Linked DNA regions of Mus musculus: region 1 is linked to region 2. A link is a contact called in ENCODE Hi-C data. All regions are on one chromosome and are shown on one strand. The core of a region is the stretch at or near the end of the contact, and the rest is flanking DNA. Distances in the headings are between cores, read along the strand shown. Region 1 holds the start of Zfand6 (zinc finger, AN1-type domain 6). Region 2 holds the start of Abhd17c (abhydrolase domain containing 17C).

What was found. Hi-C counts contacts between places; a loop is a spot of excess contacts on that map.
Region 1: a loop to region 2 is called in a map of T-helper 1 cell, with 4 times the contacts of the local background. The contact joins the promoter of Zfand6 here to the promoter of Abhd17c in region 2. A Hi-C loop is called at or near these places in 2 of 37 maps with a recorded cell type or tissue (T-helper 1 cell and T-helper 2 cell).

What each region holds. Positions count from the first base shown.
Region 1 is chr7:84,688,602-84,692,133 of GRCm38, reverse strand. It overlaps Zfand6 (zinc finger, AN1-type domain 6), which reads left to right and starts at 2,177. Exons shown (of 7, transcript NM_001360578.1): 1 at 2,177-2,388. 2610206C17Rik (RIKEN cDNA 2610206C17 gene) reads right to left here and starts at 2,494. Exons shown (of 5, transcript NR_038175.1): 1 at 2,320-2,494.
Region 2 is chr7:84,150,608-84,154,149 of GRCm38, reverse strand. It overlaps Abhd17c (abhydrolase domain containing 17C), which reads left to right and starts at 2,257. Exons shown (of 3, transcript NM_133722.2): 1 at 2,257-2,868. The coding sequence starts at 2,306. LOC117997403 (a long non-coding RNA gene) reads right to left here and starts at 2,010. Exons shown (of 3, transcript NR_169136.1): 1 at 1,779-2,010; 2 at 1,466-1,604. Gm39044 (a long non-coding RNA gene) reads left to right here. Exons shown (of 3, transcript XR_869770.2): 3 at 122-464.

The sequences.
Region 1 (3,532 bases), core at 928-3,427, 540 kb before region 2:
CAGCCTTCAAGCATCTGTTTATATAGTTACCTTCTCCATCTAGGTCACATATCACCTTATAATTCACAGCATACAGATGTTTGCTATTAGGTTTATTTGCATGCCCTCCATTAGAATTACCTCTCTAGAGGTGGAAAAATCTTTTCATCACTCACTAAACTTAGGACATAGAAAGATTAGAGATGGCTCAATGTAGTAAGTCAAAAAGTGCCTGAGCAACAATTTAAACCCTAGACGAAATTCTACATTCTTCTCATATAATTTTCCTTCCCAACGGCCAGAAACTAGTGAACCCTAAAAGAATTCCAGGCTGGAAAATGATTCCTGACACTTGCAGCATCTTTTAGCTGTCAGGATCCATCCACCCTTCCTTTTCCTTCCCTCCTCATGTCTAAGAAGTTCTTATATGTTACTAAATAAAATAACTACTCGCTTTGACCTTTTAGGCCTGCCATAATTGAACCTCAAACCGTTCCCAGTCTATCTATAGCCTTGTCTCCCCTATTACAGATCATCTTCTTGGGCAAAATCCTCTCGATGTTTTAGCCCATGTTTCTAAGTGTGTGTGTGTGTGTGTGTGTGTGTTGTTGTTGTTGTTGTTGTTGTTGTTTTGGTTTTGGTTTTGTACATAGCCTTGCCTGTCTGGAAACTCACTATGTAGATCAGATGGGCCTTGAACTCACAGAGATCAACCTGCCTCTGCCTCCCTAGTATTGAGTTTAAAGGTGTGAGTCTCCACACCTGGCTTTAAAGATTTATTTTCAAGTGTATGAGTGTTTTGACAGTTGTGAGCCACCACGCAGATGCTGGGAACCCAACCTAAGACCACTACAAGAGCAGTAAGTGCTCTTAACTGCTGAATCATTACTCCAACCTTAAATATAAATTTTGAATGGGTTGAATGTGCCTCAAAAACACCCTTAGGCCCTGGGTAGGGACCTTCTGTTCTGCTCTGGTTTCGAACAGCAGGCTTAGCTTTATTTTATTTGGCCCTGGGTTTCACTACTTAGCTCTGGTCACCCTGGAACTTGCTATATCCACCAGGCTGACCTAGTACTCACAGAGGTATATTTTTCTTTGCCTCTCCATGCTGAAAGTATAAAGGCCTGGGCCACGGTGGCTGGCCAGGCTTAGCTTTGGTGATTTATTTTAGAATATCCTGCCCCAGAAACTTGTCTGTCACCTCACAAGAGCATTGTGTGTTTCTCCCAAGCCCTCTTCAGGAACACTTCCTTTCGTTTTCCATGAAGTCATAAGAATTTTTCAAATGCCACCTTTTCTTCAAAGAATTCTACCTGACCTCCACCATGTCCTCTATTCTGTCTCCTCCTTATTCTACAGGATTACAGAAAGCAGCCCAAACCACACATGGTTAGCCGTATCTCAACCTTGTGACCATGAGCCCCTATTACTGTAAAAATAGGGCAGAAATTTCAGGGAAATAGGTAAAGAGAGCACAGTGACAAAGATAAACATTGTAAAACACCAAAAGGCACAACCCCAAGACTAACAAAATAACATAATTTCAAATAAAGACAGGACTCTAGGCAATCCTGTTTGGGCTGGGGAAATCTCAGGAGAGCTGTCCCCCACTTCTCCCGCACAACCTGTGCAGGGCTGCTGGACTAGAATCTACCGCTTCCGCGAGAAGGTCCAGGGGGCTTCCCGAGTCCAGGCGTGTAGGTGTGTATTACACAAGCGAGCACACACGCCTCAGGTCTCGCTCTCTGTAAATCGTGGTTCAGGACAGGGCAGAGTTCAGACCTGGCACTTTGGGCTGGCCCTCCTGGTCTTCTAGGGGCCTGGGCAACAGAATCTCAATCTATGTCGTCTCTCAAACTACGCAGGTGGAACACCAGCTCTAGACAAGGGTAGTCTATCCCTGGGAGGATGCAGAGCCCGGAGCTACGTCATCAGACACCCCATCCCCTCGCCGTCCCCCAAGTCTGCACCAGAGCCCTCTTGCTCCTGAGGCAACATCAAAAAGCTAACCTAGCCCGCTGACCTGGCCGAGGCAGGGGCGTGGCCGAGAGAAAAGCAGCGCCTCTGTGCCACGCCCCTCAAATGCCTTGACCAATAATAGCACTCTCCGAGATCCGGCCCCGCCCCCACGCCGCCTCCGGCCCGCGGCCCCGCCCGGGCCGGTCATAATTAGGCAGCGGGCTGGGACTGCCGCGTCAGCGCGCGTTGAGAGCCAATCGCGGGCGCTCCCTTGAGGCCGCGTCACAGGCCGAGCAGCCAAACAGAAAAGTTTAATAAACAGCGGACGGAGGGCCGGCGGCGGCGGGCCGGGAGCGAGTGGGGGTTTGGCGGCCTCACCTGTCCTCACTCTCAGCGGCGGCGAGAGGCGGCGGCGGCAGCGCGTCCGGCGGAGAGGGCCGCCGCCAGGTGAGGAGTGCGGGCAGCGGTGGGCGCAGCCTCCGGGCGGCCTGGGAGCCGGAAGCGGCGGGCGGCGCAGCAGGTGGCCTCGCAGTGGCGAGCGGAGGGCGCGGTCCCGGTGGGGCGCGGTCCCGGGCTCCCCGGGCGCGCGCTGAGCTCGGGGTCGGGGTGGGCGCGCCTGGGGCCAGTCCGGAGCAGCTGCCGCACGCCGGGCAGCGTCCTCACGTCCCTTTGGTAGGCTGAGGCTAGAGAAGGCTCAGAGGGAGTCTCCGGGATTCCAAGCTCTCTGCTCCTCTGAGAGCGTTTTCAAGTTTCTCACTGTTGGATGCGTAAACAAGCTACACGGAGTGTGGCGTCTGAAGTCAATCTAACTCTATCAGAACTCAGTGATTTGCCATCATCATCCAGAATTGTCAGGCGTTTGTGGGAACTGGGGCCTTGGGGTCACCTCCAAGCCGTGCATGCTAACTAGCTTGGTAGTCAGCACCTAGTGGTTCCGAAAACCGAAATTAAACGTCACTTTCAAACTATATTCGAAATTTATCCTTTTCCTAATTAAAATGCCACGTAGGCTTTTGAGATTATTTATGAAGTATTTTATGGCAATTGCTGTTTTATGTATTATTTCCAGGCCTGCGGGGACAATTTTTTGGTAAACCATGAACATTTAAATGGAGAAAAGACATTGTCTTAATTTTTCCTTTTTCCTTTTTTTTTTTTTTTTTTTAACATTTAAAAAACACGTAAGCCGGGCGTGGTGGCGCACGCCTTTAATCCCAGCACTTGGGAGGCAGAGGCAGGCGGATTCCAGCCTGTTCTACACAGTGAGTTCCAGGACAGCCAGGGCTACACAGAGAAACCCTGTCTCGGGGTGGGGGTGGGGTGGGGCGGGGAGACAAACATGTAAGAGGGGTAATAGGCACAGATAGGAAAATTTCAGGCTTGATTGCTGTTTTGACTGCAGCCATACTTTCCTGTGTTAATGTCAAAACTCACAATATGAGTTATATCACAAAGTTTTTAAAGTAATGGTCAGTCCTGGGAGAATACACAACACAATGTACTATAAAGAGAGAAAACATAAACTTTCAGACTCCTCACTCCAGAGCCAGAACTAGAACATTACTCAAACTTGTATGTGTTCACGAGTTTC
Region 2 (3,542 bases), core at 1,008-3,507:
CTTCTTAAAATGATCCAAAAATTTAGTTGTTCTATTTAGTTGTTGGTAATGTACAAAATCATATTGCACAAGTCCTTTGCAAAAGGAGACTAAACTAAGCCAACTTTAAATTTCCCAACAGGACTGCCACCAGAACATCTGGAATATGATTGCTATCCTCCCTATTGGCAGCACAAAGATGTGGACTTAGGCATCATTAGCTGTCTGCTCATGAACTGCATGCTATTGCATTCTGTCAGGTGGGAGGAACGGTGCTGGAGGAAGACTGACTGAGACGAGAGTAGATGCTTCTCACTTCAGTTCGGTACTCAGCGTCCTCTATTTTCACTCTGCACTAAAGTGAAATGTACTAGCTTATGTTCCTCACAGAAATACCACCAAGTGGGGACCCGAGACCATTGCCTAAGGCTACCTATGCCCACCCCCAAAACACATGTAATAATAATAATAATAATATTTAAATGTTCACAAATAGCTGATTTGATTGTTTGCTTATTTAATTGAGACATGGTCTCATTGCCCAGTTTGGCATCAGCTCACTATAAAGTTGGGAATGACCTTGAACTTCTGATCCCCGCCACCATTTTTGAGTTGGTGGCTTGTTTAATTCACATGCAAAACTGTTTTCGGTCTTCTTAGAGTGTCTTGACTGACTATGGCAGAGATGGTCCTATCTTTTGCAGTTCTGGCGACTGACCCAGTAGGTATTGCTTGAAAAACACGACACACGTTGACTTAATACGGGAAACAAGCAGGCAAAATATTAACATGAAACAACTCCCAGAGTCTTTGGGAAAAACTTGGGGTCAGTCACTAAAGCCTGGCTAGGGAAGAGCAGCTTTGCCCATCTAACTTTAAAACAGACTTGGAGAGGCGTTGTGGGCAGGCTTTTGGGGATTCAGTGAAGATACGGCCTTTGAAAACTCAGTCCACAAGGTTACTACTTAAAGTGGTACTGGTAAATCAATTTATATTAGGATGCTCAAAATTCTTTTTGTTTAAAAAATGTTGTAATCCTTCTTGGGACATTTATGAGGTCTGGAATGGTGACTGCCCACTGGGGCTCTGGTTGTATTCATTGCAGGTAGCCTAAAATGACCTCCTACCCCTGAAAGGAAAGCCTGGTGCCAAAGTCCAGAGGAGAGGCTCTGCCAACCGGACACCAGGGTTCACACGGTTTCAGAAGCCCTGAGAGTTATATTTGGAAAATCACTTAAAGCCTATAGCCAAGACAATAGTGGATTAAAATCGTTGTAACATGTCTTTCATGATTAAAAAGTCTGGCGCCAAAACAGTTCTAGAGAAACTAACATCAAAAAGGACAGATATGGAGTATCCAGTTGGCACCACAGGGGATGATGTAAGGGATGGGGGTGAGAGAGGACCGTGTTGACACCATTTGTTGTAAAACCAACAGGCTCTGCTGTAATTGTTATTACAGAAAGACCTGCGTAGCTGTACATACCCAACAGCCGCCTGCAACACGGGAACACGTACGAGATGGACCAGAGCATTTATGGTAGTGGCTGTTCAAGAAGTCTTGAATCTCAGCAAGTGGTGGTAGAGGCTAGAAGCATGTGAGTTCTAAACCAGTGTAGGCTAAACTGTCTCAAACAACCAAAAGAGAAAAAAATAGCATTGATTAGAGGAAAGCAAGGCATTTTTAATGTACTCAATTCTCTTTCTCAATAATTATCTTTTACATAAATTCCCAATAACTCCACCAGGACAGAAAGCTGGTTTTGGAGAACTGAATCCTAAAGTATCTGCACACCTACCTTTTCAATCCAGGATTGTCCCAACCGCTCTAATCTCTTCAGACCCCCGCCCCAATCGCGCTAAGCCCCGCCCCAGACTCCAGAGCCTCGCTTCGGACCGGGGAGTTTGTTCTAACGAGTAGCCCCGCCCAGATGCGCTAACTCCCGCCCAAGAGGCGGGAGCCCCGCCCAGCCCGGGGAGTCCTGCTTCAGACTGGGGCGTCCGTTCCGATGGGTAGCCCCGCCCGCCTGTGGGGGCGCGCGGCGCGGTAACCCGGAAGTGGCAGTAGCGTGCGGGGGCGGGGCGGCGCGCTGGAGCGGGCCATGGCCGCCGCCGCCGCGGGCTTTGTGTGCCGCGCGCGAGCCCCGGCCGTCCGCACCTCGCCGGGGCTGCGGGGCTGCCGCTGACCCGCCCCGCTCGCCGCGCCGCGCCCGCCTGGCCCCGCCCCTGGCCTCTCCGCCTTCTCGGCCGGCCTCCAGTTCTCGGCGCTCTCCCTCTGCGCTCCCTGCGCTTCCCTCCCGCCCGCGGCGGGCGCCAGGCCGCCCCGATGCCCGAGCCCGGCCCCAGGATGAACGGCTTCTCGCTCGGCGAGCTGTGCTGGCTCTTCTGCTGCCCTCCTTGTCCGAGCCGCATCGCCGCCAAGCTGGCCTTCCTGCCGCCCGAACCCACCTACACGGTGCTGGCGCCCGAGCAGCGCGCGCCCGCTCCCGCGGCGACCCCCGCGCCCGCCCCGGCGGCGCAGCCCGCTCCGGCCGAGGAGGGTGCGGGCCCCGGCGCGTGCAGCCTGCACCTGAGCGAGCGCGCCGACTGGCAGTACTCGCAGCGCGAACTGGACGCCGTCGAGGTCTTCTTCTCGCGCACGGCCCGCGACAACCGGCTGGGCTGCATGTTCGTGCGCTGCGCGCCCTCCAGCCGCTACACGCTGCTCTTCTCGCACGGCAACGCCGTGGACTTGGGCCAGATGTGTAGCTTCTACATCGGCCTGGGCTCGCGCATCAACTGCAACATCTTCTCTTACGACTACTCGGGCTATGGTGTGAGCTCCGGCAAGCCCTCCGAAAAGAATCTCTACGCTGACATCGACGCCGCGTGGCAGGCACTGCGCACCCGGTGAGCCCCGAGCCACGGTTGGGGTGCGGGCTTGTGCTCCCGGATTGTTGCATTCGCTCGAGATTGCAACAGCCCTCGGGGATGGAGAGCTCAGACTTAAAGGGTCCTGCCTGCTTTTCACTGGCCCGCGCGGCCTGGAGTCTTTGTGGCTCCGGTTAAACGCACGTGGCCGCTGTGGGGGATGCCAATGTACCGGCCAAACCAACTTGGTTGGGCTTGAGTTGTGTCTTGAGCTACGCGCAGACCCCGAAGGTCTGGTAGAAGTGACCTTGGGGTTTTCAGAGCCCTTGACAGCTGGGGAGAGACGATGACCTCTAAAAGACTTTCCAAGTAGAAAGTGTCCCTGGGGCGATGCCTGTGCAGCCCTTAAGGCTGGGTCGGGTCGGGTGTGGGGAGGACTTTGCCTCCTGGTCCCGCAGAGTATGTGGCACTGGGAGATCAGGAAGTTAGCTGAAGAACCTTCCCTAAACACCACCAGTAGCGCAGAGTGTTATAGGCGTGAGGAAATCTCTTGACCTTGAGTTAGCGTTCATAAAACTGGAAAGTATTTATTCAGGGTCTTTTATATGCTAAGCACAAATTGTTATATTCTGAGGACAGACCAGGTTGGGGGGGGGGGGAACTAACTTAAGTTTTACTCTGAACTTAGACATTTGGTTTGCGGGAAAGTCAAG